Regions from separate parts of the Homo sapiens genome. Here region 1 is linked to region 2. Evidence: read pairs that join two places in POLR2A ChIA-PET (ENCODE). Cell type or tissue: Panc1. All regions are shown on one strand. Each heading gives the region's core, and the rest is flanking DNA. Links, peaks and the distances in the headings are about the cores only. Region 1 overlaps WDPCP (WD repeat containing planar cell polarity effector). Region 2 has its middle 96 kb from the start of UGP2.

Evidence for each region. ChIA-PET counts read pairs that join two places held together with the same protein. Peaks named below come from ENCODE experiments on the same cell type or tissue, not always from the same donor. Only the 100,000 strongest peaks of a DNase experiment are listed, where the experiment ranks them.
Region 1: POLR2A ChIA-PET joins it to region 2 with 5 read pairs; 5 of 35 experiments call an interaction of 5 or more read pairs at or near these places.

Annotation. Positions count from the first base shown.
Region 1 is chr2:63,577,224-63,585,574 of GRCh38, reverse strand. The region is part of intron 1 of WDPCP (WD repeat containing planar cell polarity effector); the gene reads left to right. Among named protein-coding and RNA genes, the nearest start is that of WDPCP, 7.1 kb to the left of the region's middle. In Panc1, for the core only: CTCF peaks have their summits at 6,820 and 7,021; no DNase peak of the experiment used is centred there; H3K27ac peaks cover 1,128 bases.
Region 2 is chr2:63,741,381-63,749,731 of GRCh38, reverse strand. It overlaps a transcript of WDPCP not described here. Among named protein-coding and RNA genes, the nearest start is that of UGP2, 96 kb to the left of the region's middle. RefSeq lists an enhancer at 2,692-3,343. In Panc1, for the core only: no CTCF peak of the experiment used is centred there; no DNase peak of the experiment used is centred there.

The DNA of each region.
Region 1 (8,351 bases), core at 312-8,311, 160 kb after region 2:
AGGATCATGTATTTAGTAAACAGCCATGTTAGATAATGGAGTGTGATTGAAAATAGGATTATTTATAAAGCAAGGTTAAGACTTGTGAAATAAATCAGAGACCAAATTATTACAAATATTTTTTAAAGGAAAGATTGCAGAGCTAAATAGTTGACCTTAGCTGAAAAAAAAAACTTTGGCTTTTTACCCTTTTTAAAATTTAAGTGTAATGCTAGGTATCTTGGAAATTATTTGTTGGCTTAAGTGACATGCAGGACATTTTTGAAAGTATTCTCAAGTAATTTCTTAAAATGAATATGTAGTATTTTAAAAATAATTATTACATTCACTTTAGTGAATCTTAAACGTAGTAATTCCAAATTTAGTTATGGCAAAAATAAAAGTGCTTGTAATTTAATTTAAAACTGTAGTCTCAATGAGAACCACTTTATTACTATGTCTTACAATTTTATACATACACAATTTGTACACATTTTAAACTATAACATTTGACTGGAATTTTCAGGAATGGTGAAATACAGGATATTTTAATAGGATAAAAGTTTTAATCATGATCATTACGTAGTCAAGTTGCTTTGAGTGGTCAAGTGGTAGAATTGAGTGGAATAATTTGCTAGGACCTCCTCTTTTAACTTTAGTTAAACAAGATAAAACATTATTCATCAGGATTCTGTTTGATAATTACATGTTTCCAGAAGTATGAGCTACCTAACCTTGAGTTTTTTTCAAGTGAAAGGAGCAGAATTTATTGGTCTTAACTTTACTACCTAGCTGTGTGACCTTGAACAAGTTTCCTGGTCTCTATAAATCTTCATTTATTAATACAATGAGGCTAATAACACAGAGTGATCATTATATCTGGAAACGTAATGTAGCAATTCCATTCCTTTACATACCCATTTAAATCAAGAGATGTACAAGATGTTCATAAGCACTGTTTCTAAGAGCACAGCTCTAGAAATTACCCATATGGCCATCAATAGGAAAATGTAAAAATATATTGAAAATGAATAGAACATAGCTACACACCAACATGGATTCATTGAAATCCATTGGATTGATTGAAAATGAATTCATTTTCATTGGATTCATTGAAAATGAATATAGCTACACACCAACATGGATGAGCATCAAAAATACAATGTTAATTGAAAAAAGCAAACCATATAATAATATATACATTATGATTTAATTTTTATAAAAATTAAAAATTTGCAACAAATACTGTTGTTCACGATTTCAAACCCATCTGGTAAAACCATAAATAAGAGCAGAGGAATGATTAATCAGAATTCAGGATAGTGGTTGCTTGGGGAGGAGAGTAGGAGACGGGGTACTGGGGTCTTCAAAATATTAGTGATCTACTTCTTTTTAAGCTGTGTTAGTATGTGGGTATTTATTCATTCATTTATTTATTTTGAGGCCATCTCACTCTGTTTCCCAGGCTGGAGTGCAGTGGTATGATCATATCACTGTAGCCGCGATTTCCTGGGCTCAAGTGATCCTCCTGCCTTGGCCACCCAAAGCGCTGGTATTATAGGCATGAACCACTGCACATAGCCTGGTTTTATTTTTTGTTTTAGTTTAAGACATACATATATCTCTGGCCACTCTTTTTTTTTCTTATTCTTCTTTGAGATGTGGTCTCGCTAGGTTGCTGAGGCTGGTCTAGAACGCCTGGGCTTGAATGATCCTCCTGCCTCAGGCTCCCAGGTAGCTGGGACTACAGGCACTGACCACTCATATGTATCCTATTTTATATGAAACATGGTGACTTAGAACTTTATCTTTTATTATTGAACAACAAATTTGAGAGAGAATACAGTCACTCATGACACTAGTACCCTAAAATAACTATTTACATTTTTCAAAATTTCTTTCTTTTTTTTTTTTTTGAAACGGAGTCTTGCTCTGTCGCCAGGCTGGAGTGCAGTGGCGCAATCTTGGCTCACTGCAAGCTCCACTTCCTGGGTTCAAGCAATTCTTCTGCCTCAGCCTCCTGAGTAGCTGGGACTACAGGCACGTGCCACCACACCCAGCTAATTTTTGTATTTTTATTGGAGATGGGTTTTCACCATGTTGGTCAGATGATCTCGATCTCTTGACTTCCTGATCCGCCCGCCTGGCCTCCCAAAGTGCTTGGATTACAGGCATGAGCCACCGTGCTCTGCCAGGTTTTCAAAATTTCAAGGTTAAATTTAAATGACGTCTTGCTATTTGTCTTCAATTTGTCCCATTTGTTCTCTGTTCTCTCTTCTTTTCTTCCTTCTTTTTGATGAATTGAAATTTTTTACAATTCCATTTTATCTCCTTTATTGGCTTATTGACAGTAACTTTATTTTAGTGACTGTTGTAGGGTTTATAGCATACATCCTTTATCATAGTGTATTTTCAAGTGATATTATACCATTTCATGTATAAAAACCTGCCAATAATTTACTTCCATTTCTCCTTTCCTGACCACTTTACTTTTACATGTTATGAGCCCCATACAACATCATCGTTATTTTTGCTTAGTCAATTATTTTTAAAAGAGATTTAGTGAGAAAATATCTTAAATATTCATCAATATGGTTACTATTTTCAGTCTTTTAATTTCTTTTTATAGATCTGTATTTCTAATATAGTATGATTTTTCTTCTGTCTAATGTAGTTCCTTTTTAAAAATGTTTCTTGTGGTTAGGATTGGCTACTGAAAAATTCTCTCAGCTTTTGTATGTGTGGAAAAATGTTTGTTTGAAAGATATTTTCACCGGATATAGAGTTCTAGATTGATAGTTTTTTCTTTCAGTACTTTGAAGATCTTGATCCACTGTTTTTTTTCATTTGCCTTGTTTCTGATTAAAAATCTACTATCATCTTTATCTTTCTGTATTTGTACTTAAGTGTCTGTTTTTCTCTGGCTGCTTTTAACATTTTTCTCTTTATTACTGGTTTTGAGTAATTTCATTATGATGTGCCTTGCAAGTGTAGTCTTTTTTATGTTTCTTGTGCTTGGGGTTCATGGAGCTTCTTGGATCCATAGGTTTATAGTTTTCAATGAATTTGGGGAAATTTTGACCTTGTTTCTTGAAATACTTTTTTCTGTGTGCTCTTCGATTCTTGCGCTGTTTTGGGGATGACAGTTATATGTATTTTGAGCTGATTGAAGTTGTCTCATGGCTCATTGATGCTCTGTTTATTTTTAAAATTATCTTTTCTTTCTAGGTTTCATTTTGTAAAGTTTCTGTTGCTAGGTTTTCAAGGACACCAGTTTTTTATTTTGCAATGTCTAATATGCTATTCATTCTATCCAGTATATTTTTTATTTCACATATTGTTTTTATGTGTAGAAGTTGGATTTGGGTCTTTTAAAAAATATCTTTCATGTCTACTACATTTGTTTAACATGTGGAATACAGTTATAATCATTGTTTTAATATTCTAGTCTCCAGGTTATAACATGTCTGCCAGTCCTGGGTTGGTTTTAGTTAATTTTTATTTCCATTATGGGCCATATTTTTATGCTTCTTTGGAAGTCTGGTAATTTTTTTTATTAAATGTCAGATTGCGAATATTACATTTCTTTTTTTTTTTTTTTAAGATAGGGTTTTGCTCTGTTGCCCAGGCTAGAGCTAGTGGCCAGTGCAGCCTCAACCTCCTAGGCTCAAGCAATCCTCCATCCTCAGCTCTCAAATAGCTGGGACTACAGGTGTGCACCACCATACCTGGCTAATTTCTTGTAGTTTTTTGCAGATACAGGGTTTTGCCATGTTTCCAGGGCTGGTCTCAAACTCTAGGACTCAAACGATCCACCCGTCTCAGCCTCCCAAAGTGCTGGGATTATAGGCCTGAGCCACCATGCCCAGCCTGAATGATTTTTATCTTTCTATAAATAACTTTGAGCTTTATTCTGTGATGCAATTAAATTATTTGAAATTAGTTTAATTCTTTCAAAACTTGCTTTTAAGATTTATTAAATATTAGTCAGGATCTGAGTATTGCTCAGCTACTAGGGGTAATAATTTCCTACTCCTGAGCCAAGACTTTTCTGTGTACTCTACCCAATGACTGTGAATCACAAAGTTTTTCTGTCGGGCTGGTGAGAACAGGCACTATTCCCAGCCCGATATGAGTGCCAAGCACTGTTATCTGTAATCATTTCTAGTTGCTCTTTCTCCAGCCTCATGGTTTGATCATATGCATGTGCTGTGAGTACTCAGCTGAATTCTCAAGCGGAACCCTCTGAAATTCTCTGGAGTTCTCTCTGTATGATTCTCCCTCTCCAGGGAACTAACTACCTTGTCTTCTCCAGTTTTTCAGTTCTGTCTGCTCAACTCAAGTTTGCCGGGCTACTCCTGGTTTCCCCTTCCTTGCACTGTACATTCTCTCACACAAAGACATATGGAAATATGTCTTATGGAACTAAGCTCTAAGACAGCTTTGTATGCCTTCTACGTTGGTTTTTAGTTCCTACTTTTTGGTGAAGAGAAGTGCTCTCTCTTACAAGCTCAGCTATTTTTTTTAGTCTTTTATTTTGAAATAATTTCAAATTTACTGAAGAATTGTAAGAATAGTAAAAAGAACTTCTAAGGCCCCCTCAGTTAGATTTACCTTTTAAACATGTTGTCACATTTGCTTTATCACATGTTCCCACCACACTATCCCCTTGATTTTTTCTGAATCATTCGAGAGTAACTTGCAGACAATGTGTCCTTTTATATTCCTATATTCTTCAGTGAATATATTCCAAGAACAAGGCATTCTTTTGCTTAACCATTATACAGTTAAGAAACTTAACATTGATGTGTACAAGTATCTAATATACTCTCCTGTTGACACGCTGCCAGTTGTCTCAGTAATGTCTCATAATGTTTTTCCCCTCATACAGGATTGTGCATTTAATTTAGATGTCATATCTCTTTAATCTCCTGTAATCTGGAACAGTTTATTGGCCCTCTTTGTCTTTCATGACATTGACATTTCTGAAGAGTATAGGCTAGTTTTTTGGAGACCATCCCTCAATTTGGGTTTGTTTGATGTTTTTTTGTGGTTAAATTCAGGCTTGCATTTTTGGGAGGAAGATTACATAGGTGATGTTGTGGCCTTATCAGAGCATTAAATCAGTATGTCTTATTATTTATGATGTTGATTTTAATCATTTGGTTAAGGTATTCACCAGATTTCTTTACTATAAAATTACTATTTCTTCCCCCTATAATTAATAATCAGTGGGGACATACGTTGAGACTACATTAATATCCTGTTTCTCACCAAACTTTTACTCATAGTTTTAGCACTTATTGATTATTTTTGCCTGAATCAATTATTACTATGGTTGTAAAATGATTTTCAAAGTCTGTCATTTTTTCACCACTTAGTAAATGGCATTCTACTGTAAGTTTGAGTTTTTCCTTCTCATCTGCCTTTGTTTGCTGCTCCTACATATAACAAATACTACAGACTGAGTGATTTATAAAGAATAGAATTTTATTTGGCTCATAGTCCTGGAGGCTTGGAAGTCCAAGAGTGTGGCATTGGCTTCTGGTGAGGGTCATCTCATGGCAGAAGTCACCACATGGCAAGCAAGTGTGAGAGACAGAGAGGAAGGGGGCTGAACATATCAGGAGCCCGCTCCCACAATAATTAACCCATTCTCCTGATAGCAACATTAACCAGTTTATGAGGACAGAACCCTCATGACCTAATCACCTCTTAAAGTCCCCACCTTTTAATACTATTACAATAGCATCAAATTTCAACATGAGATTTGGTGTAGACATCCAAACTAGCATTATCTATCTTGTCTGTCTGTCTGTCTGTCTATCTGTGTATCTACCTACCTGCCTACCTACCTATCTAATCTATCTACTCCATTTGGATTCATGACTTCTCATTTTATTCAGTGGATTGCATCAGTACGAAAGGCTTTGTTTTTCTTTAAGTGATTGTTGATGATTTTTTCTTTTTCTTTTTCTTTTTGTTTGAGATGGAGTCTAGCTCTGTTGCCCAGGCTGGAGTGCAATGGAGTGATGTTGACTCACCACAACCTCTGCCTCCTGGGTTCAAGTGATTCTCCTGCCTCAGCCTCCTGAGTAGCTGGGACTACAGGTGTGTGCCACCACACCCAGCTATGTTTTGTACTTTTAGTAGAGATAGAGTTTCACCATGTTGGCCAGGCTGGTCTCAAACTCCTGACCTCCAGTGATCCACCCACCTTGGCCTCCCGAAGTGCTGTGATTACAGGCATGAACCACTGTGCCCAACCAGTTGATGACTTTTTTCTAATTTGGCATGACTTAATAAGAGGAAATGAGCTAAACATCAAGACAGATGATCTTTGATTTAGCATCTTTTATTTAACACTTATTTACTGGCCTCCAGACTGTGTGAGGTGCCCATTCCTAGTCCATTCAGGTTTATGTGTGGGGCACTGTTGGAGAAGACTTATGTTTAGAGCACACATGATCTTCTATTTAGCACTTTTAGTGAAAAGTGATATAAGATGCCCTTTCAATTATTTTCTGGAGAACGTAAGGAACAGAGACCACCTCAGATGCTTTGTCATAGGATGCTATAGTGTAAGGATATGCATGATAATAAGAGACAAATCTTGGCCACTTAGGAAGACCTCAGGGGAACCCAGGGAAAGCCAAACTGTGAGATTCCAATCCTATTCTCTCCTCTCCTAAATAGGAACAAATAGGGCCATTATTTGAGCCTCATTAAGAATAAGTGAATCTCATGGAGAATAGAATCGATAGGCCATTCTAGAATCTCAAAATGTTATGGGTTCTGTGTTACCTGTCCTAGCTTCGGCAGTCCACAGATCTTAATTCTAGTGTTTTATCAATAACCTAACTTAATTTTTAAAATCTTTCTGCTTTTCTTCTTGCTCTTAATTATCTGGGTGTCCATAGTTCCTTAGAGAGACAGAGGTAGATTGGCCTGGGAGTTCATCGCTGCTGTTGTTTTGGCAGAGCTTCCCCTCCTAAGTTTCCCGTTTTACTTACCAACCTCCAGGCTATGTCAGGTGCCCATTCCCAGTCCACTCAGGTGAGGGCACAGTTGGAGAGGAATCATGATGTTTAGAACACATATTTCTTTTCATGGAATATCTTGTGGCTCCCCTTGTGGTAGGGTTGGTGGAAAGTGCAGTTTTCATAAGTTGCTACTATAGATATAATTGGCAATATGGATTTGCATCCTGTTCTTCATCCTAAAGACAGAGTCCTACTCAGAGCTGTGCGCTGTCTGTAGGTAATATAAGCTAAGTGGTTTACTTTTTGAGTTATTTTCGGGATACTAATATGGTGAGATTTATTTAAATTTATTTTAAATAATGATAATGCTGAAAATTGGTATAAAACTGGGACAAGGATTTCCAGTAATTTGATACCTTGTATTATTCACTAAAATTGTTATGAAACCATGACTGTTAATTGAGTCTGCCTTATTAATTTGGCCTGATTAAGAGATATAAATATAACACAGTGTATTTTTTTAACTTTTCTGTTATTACCGCATCATTTAGTATTTCCTTAAAAGAGCTATTCAGTATTTCTGTGAACATCTGTGTAGATTGTTTGCAGTTAACATTTTCCTGAAGCCAAAACTAGACTTCCCACAATGTATAATTTACCTTTGAAGATTTCCTGTGTTGGGTATCACTTGTTCATGTGTTCTTGTTATTTAATATGAATGAAATATTAATAACTAATTGTTTAAAGTGCAGTATTTAAGTTAATTCCATGTATAATTAAAAAATTTAAATACATTAACATTTCACAACATAGTCTATGATTGGGATTAGGACTGTTTGTGTTTGCTGTTCAAATATTCAGTATAATATTTGATATTTGGATAAACTGCTATTTTTCATATCAAGTATATTTGTTTAAAATTTTAGAGGGGATATACCAGGGAGCTTGGAAAATTTGTATTTGACATAAAATTATTTGATTATTTTCAGATATTAAAAATGTAGAACAGTTTTTGGCAATCTCACAGGCTTACATGACTATTAGATTTTGCAGGTTTGCATCCTTTAATGATATGTTACTTTTTCTGTCTACATAAAATATTTAATTTCTGGGTCATGCTTGAAATGGGATAAAGGAAGGGAAAAATGAGATGAGATGCCTTTTCACTTCTTTTCTAGAGAACATAAAGCTGCTTCATTTCCATTCAGCAAACTCCCCCAAACAATAAACTTTATTTAGAGGAAACATATCTTTAATTTAAGGTACAATACTTTCCATGTACATTGTGTGAATTGTTAAGGGTGTTGACAGTTAAAAAGCTGTCTGACTGAACCAATTATTTACAACAAGCCCAGGCCAGCCAGAACTACTTTGGGAAGGGATATAGAC
Region 2 (8,351 bases), core at 196-8,195:
GGTTACTCCCTGATACACCCATTGAAAGTTGAAAATATTGTAAGTGAAAAATGCATTTAATACACCTAACCTACTAAACATCATGGCTTAGCCTAGCCTACCTTAAACAGGTAGTTGGGTGCTAAAACGCCTACATTAGCCTACAGTTGGGCAAAATCATCTAAGACAAAGCCTATTTTATAATAAAGTGTTGAATATTTTATGTAATTTATTAACTCGTGTATCGAATATGAAAAACAGAATGGTTGTATGGGTACTCAAATGGTTTCTACTGAATGCACATCACCTTTGCACCACTATAAAGTCAAAAAATTATAAGCAAACCATTGTAAATTGGGGACTGTCTGTACAAGAAAGTAAGGAAGTCTCAGATCAGGGACTAAAAGAGGAAGGGATCTTGGAGAAGTGTAGTATTTTAGCCAGTTTTCTTTCTGAGTCTATTTGTTAACTTGTGTAAATTTGAGCCTTGGTTATCCTGAATCTACAGAGCCCACAGAGCAGGAAACAAAGACAAGGACTTTCAAAAGGTAGCAATTTATTAGCTCATCCCTTACTTTAAAAGAGCTGAAATATCAAAGTTCTAAACAGTCAGTGTAAGCATGACCTGGAAATAAACCCATCCCTTTCTTGTCCCTGAGGTCTAAAAAGAAAATATCCTTGACCTTTAGCAAAGAGTACAGGAGGTAAAAATAGTTGCTGAAAATTTGGAATCACAAGATGGTCCTCACACAGATTTGTAGCGCAAATTCACAGAAACTGTGTGTTACCAAAAACCACAAGTTAAGAATTTAAATTAGAGCACCCCAGACTTGTAGTGCCTTCATATGGCTGGTCAGAAACAAATGCAAATTAATCTATAGTATCCCACCATCATCTCAGTCTTCAAAGACTTCAAAGAAATGAAACTCTAAGTAAAATGAACAACTCACAACAAAAACACAACAAAATATACGAGTGAACAAAAGCACCATGAGTGATACACAGCAAAAGCAAGAGCTACAAGGAATATGTCCATATGTATTTCACATACCAGCTATAAAGTTAAAATGTTTACTATGCTTAAAGGAATAAGGGATAAGCTTCAAAGTATATGCCAGTAATAAAATATTACCAAAAACATACCCAGCAATGGGTATGAGATAATATATCAAATTAGGTTTATCCTAATAATTCGGGATTGGTTTATACTAAAAAATTAGTAATGTTGTTCACCATGTTAACAAATTAAAGGAGAAAATTTATATGATCATCTCAATAAATGCAGAAAAGGTGTTTGATAAAATTTAACATTCATTTATAATAAAAACATCTAGTTAACTAGGAATAGAAGGAGCTTCCTCAGTCTAATTTAAAAATAAATAAAACTAAGGAAAATATTATATCTTGTGGTTATTCAAATAATTTTATCTAAGATTAGGAACAAAACAAGGATTCCCATTTCTATTTAACATTACACTGTATGTACAAGTCACTGAAGAAAAGCAAGAAAACATAACAAAAGAATAAGGATTGAAAGAGGGATAATACTATCATTGCTTTCAAATAATACTGTTAATATGTAAAAAAATTCAAAATGAACTACCAATAAATTTTTTAAATGAATGTAAATTTAACAAAAGTTGTCAGATACCAACTCAATATAAAACTCTATTTCATTTCTATATAGCAGCTAGAGTTAGCAAATAACACATACACTCTTTTTCTTATTCTCTTTCTATTTCCCTCACTCTCTCTCTCTGTATATATATTCATTCCATCCACATGTATTTTTAATGGAAAATACCTATGTATTAATCTAACAGAATATACAAAACTTTTAAGAAACAATAGAACTAGAAGATTCTATATTATAAAGATATCTGTTGTCCCTAATTTGATCTACAGAATCAATGCAATCTCAATCAAATCTCTGATAGATTTTGTTTAAAAAGTCAAACATGACCATCATATTCTAAAATGTATATGGAATAACAAAGGACCAAAAATAGCCAAAACACTCTTAAAGAGGACAAATGAGTTTGTCCTACCAGCTTTCAGGACACTAATAAAGCTGTGGTTCTTAAGATAGTACAGTATTAGTGCTGGATAGACAAATAGATCTATGGAACAGAATTAAAGCCCAGAAATAGACACTGACATATATAGATACTAGATATATGATGGAAGTGGTATTGCAGATGACAGGAAAATGATGAGTTTTTCAATAAATGGTACTGGATAAAGATATCCATATGGGAAAAAATTATATTGAGTCTCTACCTCACACTATAAACAAAATAAAATTTTGGGAGAATCAAAGACCTAAAAGTAAAAGGCAAAACCAAAGCCTTTAAAAAAATACATAGGAAAATATCCTCATGGCAACAGAGTACAGAAGGATTTCTTGAACAAAGTACAAAAAGACAAACAGGTGAAAGATTGAAAATTTAAACTAAATTAAAATTAAGAATTTTAGATATGTTTCAGATCATCAAAGGACAACATAAAAAGTGCAAAGACAAGTTACAAATTAGTAGAAAATATTTGTAGCATATGTTACTAAGATCTAACATCTATAGTATGCAAGAGCTGCTACAAATCAGTGGGAAAATGACAAAATAGGACCAGACATTTTATCAGGGAAAATTCAGCCCCCGATATTTCAACGTCGGTCCTTTTCTATTTTCCCTAAGTGTCAGCCAGTCTGAGAAATAAAGGGAAAGAGTACAAAAGAGAGAAATTTTAAAGCTGGGTGTCTGGGAGAGACATCACATGTAGGCAGGTTTCATGATGCCCCCGAGCCATAAAACCCAAGTTTTTATTAGCAATTTTCAAAGGGGAGGGAGTGGGTCACAGAGATCACATGCCTCAAGGGCAACAAAAGATCACAAGGCAGAATGTCAGGGCGAGATCACAAGTTCAGGGCGAAACTAGAATCACTAATGAACTTCCATGTCCCGCTGTGCACGCATTATCATTGATAAACATCTTAACAGGGTTCAAGAGCAGAGAAACGGTCTGACTAGAATTCGCCAGGCTGGAATTTCCTAATCCTAGCAAACCTTGGGGCGCTGCAGGAGACTAGGGCGTGTTTCATCCCTATCTACATCTGCATAAGGCAGACACTCCCAGGGTGGCCATTTTAGAGGCCCCCCCTGGGAATGCATTCTTTTCCCAGGGCTGTTAATTATTAATATTCCTTACTGGGGAAAGAATTCAGCGATATTTCTCTTACCTGTTTTCGGTAATAAGAGAAGTATGGCTCTGTCCTGCCCAGCCCACAGGCAGCCAGACTTTAAGGTTATCTCCCTTGTTCCCTGAAAATCGCTGTTATCCTGTTCTTAAGGTGCCCATATTTCATATTGTTCAAAAACACATGGTCTACAAACAATTTGTTTAGTTAATGCAATCATCTCAGGGTCCTGAGGCCACATACATCCTCAGCTTACGAAGATGACAGGATTAAGAGATTAAAGTAAAGACAGGCATGGGAAATCACAAGAGTATTGATTGGGGAAGTGATAAATGCCCTGAATCTTTACAATTTATGTTCAGAGATTGCAGTAAAGACAGGTGTAAGAAATTATAAAAGTATTAATTTGGGGAACTAATAAATGTCCATGAAATCTTCACAATTTATGTTCTTCTGCCATGGCTTCAGCCAGTCCCTCTGTTTGGGGTCCCTGACTTCCCACAACACATTTCACAAAAGAAGAAACTCAAATGGCCCATAAACATATGAAAACATGCTCACCTTCATTAGTGATTAAGAAAATGCAAATACAATGAGATATTTCCTATCTATCAGATTAACAAAAATTTTAAAATAGCCAATACCATGGGTTGATCAGCATCTGCCTTAATGGGAACTCAGCTGTGCTGGTGGGAACATAAATGGGCACAAAAACAGTTTGGCAGTACTTCATAAAGAAGAAAAGAGGCACAGTTTTTACCCTAGTAACTCCAGTAACTCCCTCATACTCATCAGGAGTCATACAGAACATTCATGGAAACATAGTTGATAATAGCCCCTATATTAGTCAAGATTCTCCAGAGAAAGGGAGCAAATAAGATGGAGTACAAGTGTGTGTGTGTGTGTGTGTGTGTGTAAGTGCGTGCATGCGCATATGATTTTAATCATAATGCAGAGCTATAAGACCAATACCCAAACTCTAGGCCTTCCAGATGAAAGAGCTGTAATAAAACAACAGTTGAAAAATCATTACCTTGTCTAATTAAAAATATCTAAAACCAACAACTATGAGTTCTAAACTATGAATGTAAATACATATGTTTTTAAATTTAATAATGATAGTAATCAACCAACAGTGTAGAGAAACTGGTACTCATAGTTGTTGGCAGCATTGCCAGTTGATACGATCATTCAGTGGAATAGTTTTAACCATATTAGAAATATGAAATGAGATATTAAAACATTGCCATTCTTTGACTCAGGTTTCTGCTTTGGGAAACTTAAGGTTATTTAAGAAAATAATTTTTAAAGGGCAGAACAAACCAATGTGTAAAATAATGTTTAAGGCAGAAATATTTATAAAGGCAAAACTTAAAACAATTCAAATTCTTTACTCTTTATAAATCCTCAAAGTAGAGTACATTACTTATGAAAATAACATAAATATATACCTTGTATTGATATATGGATATATTAAACAACATCAAATGAACAACCAGACTAAACATAAATTCACATATTGTTTATATGATTAAAAAGATCTGCAGAAGCACTGAAAATATCAGAGAAATTTAAAGTAATATAAATAGTTGTGTTAGGCTTATGGGAATGTTCAATGACGTGATTATTATTTTTAAAATAAGTGGGTATATATTTAATCTGAAAGAATATATTTAATGATGAAATTTCAGGCAGTGTTATAGACAGATGGTGAAACTATTTGTGCAGGAGGTGGGGTGGGTAGGGGAAAGGGGGACCTAGAATCTCACCACATGGAAGTTTCTATAATCAGAGGGTTTTCTCTGGGTTGTGCAGACTGTGGAGCCAAAAGGCAGACTCATACAGAAGACTTCTCAAAGGGGAAAAAAGAACTGAAAGGACTATAATTAGAAAAATGTGATTGTAAATTAATTTCCCTTTAGGATGTAAGCTGCTTTTCTTTTCTTTGTTTCTTTTATTTGTTTACGTTTAAAACAATTGCAACTTAGTGATTTACTACAGTATATGAGAGACGTTGTTTTCCAGAGAGTCTGAGTTCTGTGTCCTTGGTCTGACTAATTTGTTTGATTTAACATTGAGAGAAGTATGGACAGTGTAACTATGGAAGAAGCTTATCAATTAACTGGCATCCAGTTCCTTTGATGGCAGCAACATTACGGTGGCTGTCTTCTCAGAATCTTGTCTCATTTACTGAAGACAAAAACGAGGAATGATGTGCCATTCTGAACCAAAGGCCAGCATAAAAGAAGGTCAGTGAGCAAGAGGAGAGGGCTGCATTGCTGTTGCAGCTTTCAGGTTAGAGTATATTGGAAACAAAGAAGAAGGCACCATTTCCTTAAACTGAAGCTGTAAAGTATGAATATTCTGCTCGAGAAAAAGTGCAATGCAGCTAAAACTGTATTGTGCATCCAAGAACACTATGACTGCAACAGATCACTTCTCTATTTCACTTTCTCCAGTTATAAAACAAAATGAGAAATAACTCCCTCTGTCTACTATCCCTCCACACCCCCACCCTTCATACATCTGGAACATGTTATGACAGATTAGAAAAATCAATAATTTCTTTTTAGAACATGATGTGTATAAGTTGCCCCTGCCATTAAGGGGCTTATTACACTTTAATTAGTACTGCTTTCTGTTTTGTACATTAAGTTATGTGATTTCTACTCAAGTGTTTTGTTGAGAGATCTTAAAGTCACAAAGAGTGATAAGCAATGAATAAATTTTTTAAACATAATTTTCCATGTTATTAAAGTTGCAATAAATATATCACAATCAGTTGTTACTTTTAAGCAGCTCATGGTATTTTTTTTAAAAAGCTTTTAGTATCACAAGGTCTACAATGTAATCTCCCTAATAAGATCACTTGATATCAAGTTGCTCAACTGTGCACATGGCCTTTCAAATAGAATGCCATCTCTTAATGCTGTGGACTGTCATGCAAGTATTCATAACTTGGGATTAACTTTCATATGAATTATTTGAGAAGTCTACATAATGCCAACAAAATAATTTTCTAAAAACCTCATTATCTTATTTCCAGGTATATCTTGATGTATTTTTTTAAAAACTGTAGAATCAACAAATCCCTTTGGAATCTAAAGTTTAGATAATGTCACAAGCTATTCAAAGGAATTAGCAAATCTTTCCAGCAGCTGTTCTTCCATTTTCCCTGGCAGCATCAGGTGGCAAGGACAGGCGGTAACCAAATCCATTTAGTGTTAAGTGTGACTCTAACATTGATGACCTTACTGAAATAGTTGGGTCTGATGCTCTGAAGAATGATTAGGTAGGGAAGCCACGTAGCAGGCTGCACATACCACCTTATCACAGAGCTCATTTAGAATATAGTTTGAAATTTTGTTGGAATAACAACTTGCAGGTAGGAAGAACAGCTCAGGAGAAAGAGCACTGGAATGGGACAGATCTGGATTCAAATTCCAGCTCACCACTTACAACATCAATCCCTCCAAGCCTTGTTTACTCATCTGTAACATGAAAATACAAACAATATCAATTCCACGGGGTTGTTTGGGGATTAAAAAGATGTAAACATCCCTTTTGGCATAAAATAGAGGCTCAAGAAATGTTAGTTCCCTTCTTTCCGTTCACCTGCGTCATGTGTCATGCTGGCCTTTCTTATTAAATTTTCAGTTCATTTTCAATTATAGCACCCTTAAATTCTTTACAGGCTAGTAATAAAATGCAACTGATAACATTGGGCTCTGTGTTACTGAGGCAAGGACTGGGTATAGAGTTTCCCTGGTGCTGCTTGGCACGTTACCCAGATGTTCTAGAAGGTCATGGTCTGTGGCATTGTGTGGAACATACAATAAACAATCCACCAACGTTTTTATGTCATCTCGTATGGGTCTTTTGTTAGTTATCACTGCTCTCAAGTTTTGGGTTGATAATCTACAGATAATATCATTAGAATTTATAAGAAAAAAGAACCCTTGTAGGCATGGCAGACTGCATAAAATAGATTGAACAAGACGAGGCTTTTAATGCAATCTACCTCATTAGTGAGAGGATATGGATCAGGCAGGGCACGATAAATTCTGAGGACCATCCCAAAGTGATCCCTGGGACCTATTCTGTAATGAAGTAGGAAGGCCAGACCTATCTTAAAACACTAAGTCTCCCTATAATGTTGGGTGAGTATCATCCACAAGTTACATGGCACTTTAATTAAGAGGACCACTAAAATTATAAGCTAGAATACAGACATTGAAATAGAAACTTTCCTTCCTTTCTCCCTTCCTTCCTCCCTCTCTCCCTTCCTTCCTTCCTCCCTCCCTTCCTTCCTTTTCTCTTCTTCCTGTTTCTTTCTTTCCATTTTATCTTTTTACAGAAAGAACAACAGGCTACTGACAAAAACACTTACACTGTAATAAGATGAACTATTAGAGATAGGGGAGACTAATATTCCTGGACATACAGTCAAGAAATTCCTCTGGGTTTATGCCAAGAGATAGACATCAGACTGAGTCAAGCCCAAGCACACATGATTGAGATCTCTAAAATATGCCTGACATGTGAGAAAAAATTTATCTGGAGTTCAGCTAATCCATATCATTCAGTTTTCTTTTTCTTTTGTTAAACTGAAGTAAACTTTAATAGTTCTTTATTAACCACCAGCTGTTGTATGATCCAATTTTAATAACGTTTTCCATTTATCTTGCTTTTTGTTTGTCTAATCTTTTATCTGTATATAGGCATAGAGAAGTCTGGAATAATATTCACCTAAAGTTAGCAACAGTCATTTTCTGAGTGGTAAGAGGGGGCTTTATTTGTTGTGCTTTTATAAATTGCTTGAATTTTTAAATGATTTATTTAAAGAAATCAGAGGGTTTTTAAATAAAATAATCCACAACACTGATTTTTCACTTACCCAGTTTCTGATTAAAAGTGGCAAATGAGGAATGACGTTACATTGTTAAGCCATTAAATTTGAAAAAAAAATGCAAATATTGTAATCATGCAGGTAAACCAAAAAAATTTAAGATGCAATTTATCAAAGCCAGAAATCATTCAAAGTAGGCAAGCAAAGAAAGTAAACATTAAGCATAGTGAAATACAAGAGACCAACTCTACTTAAACCATTTCCCACTCAATTAAACAATTAAATAAAACATTTATTTCTAACAGCTGGCTGCCAGAGATGCCCAGGAGA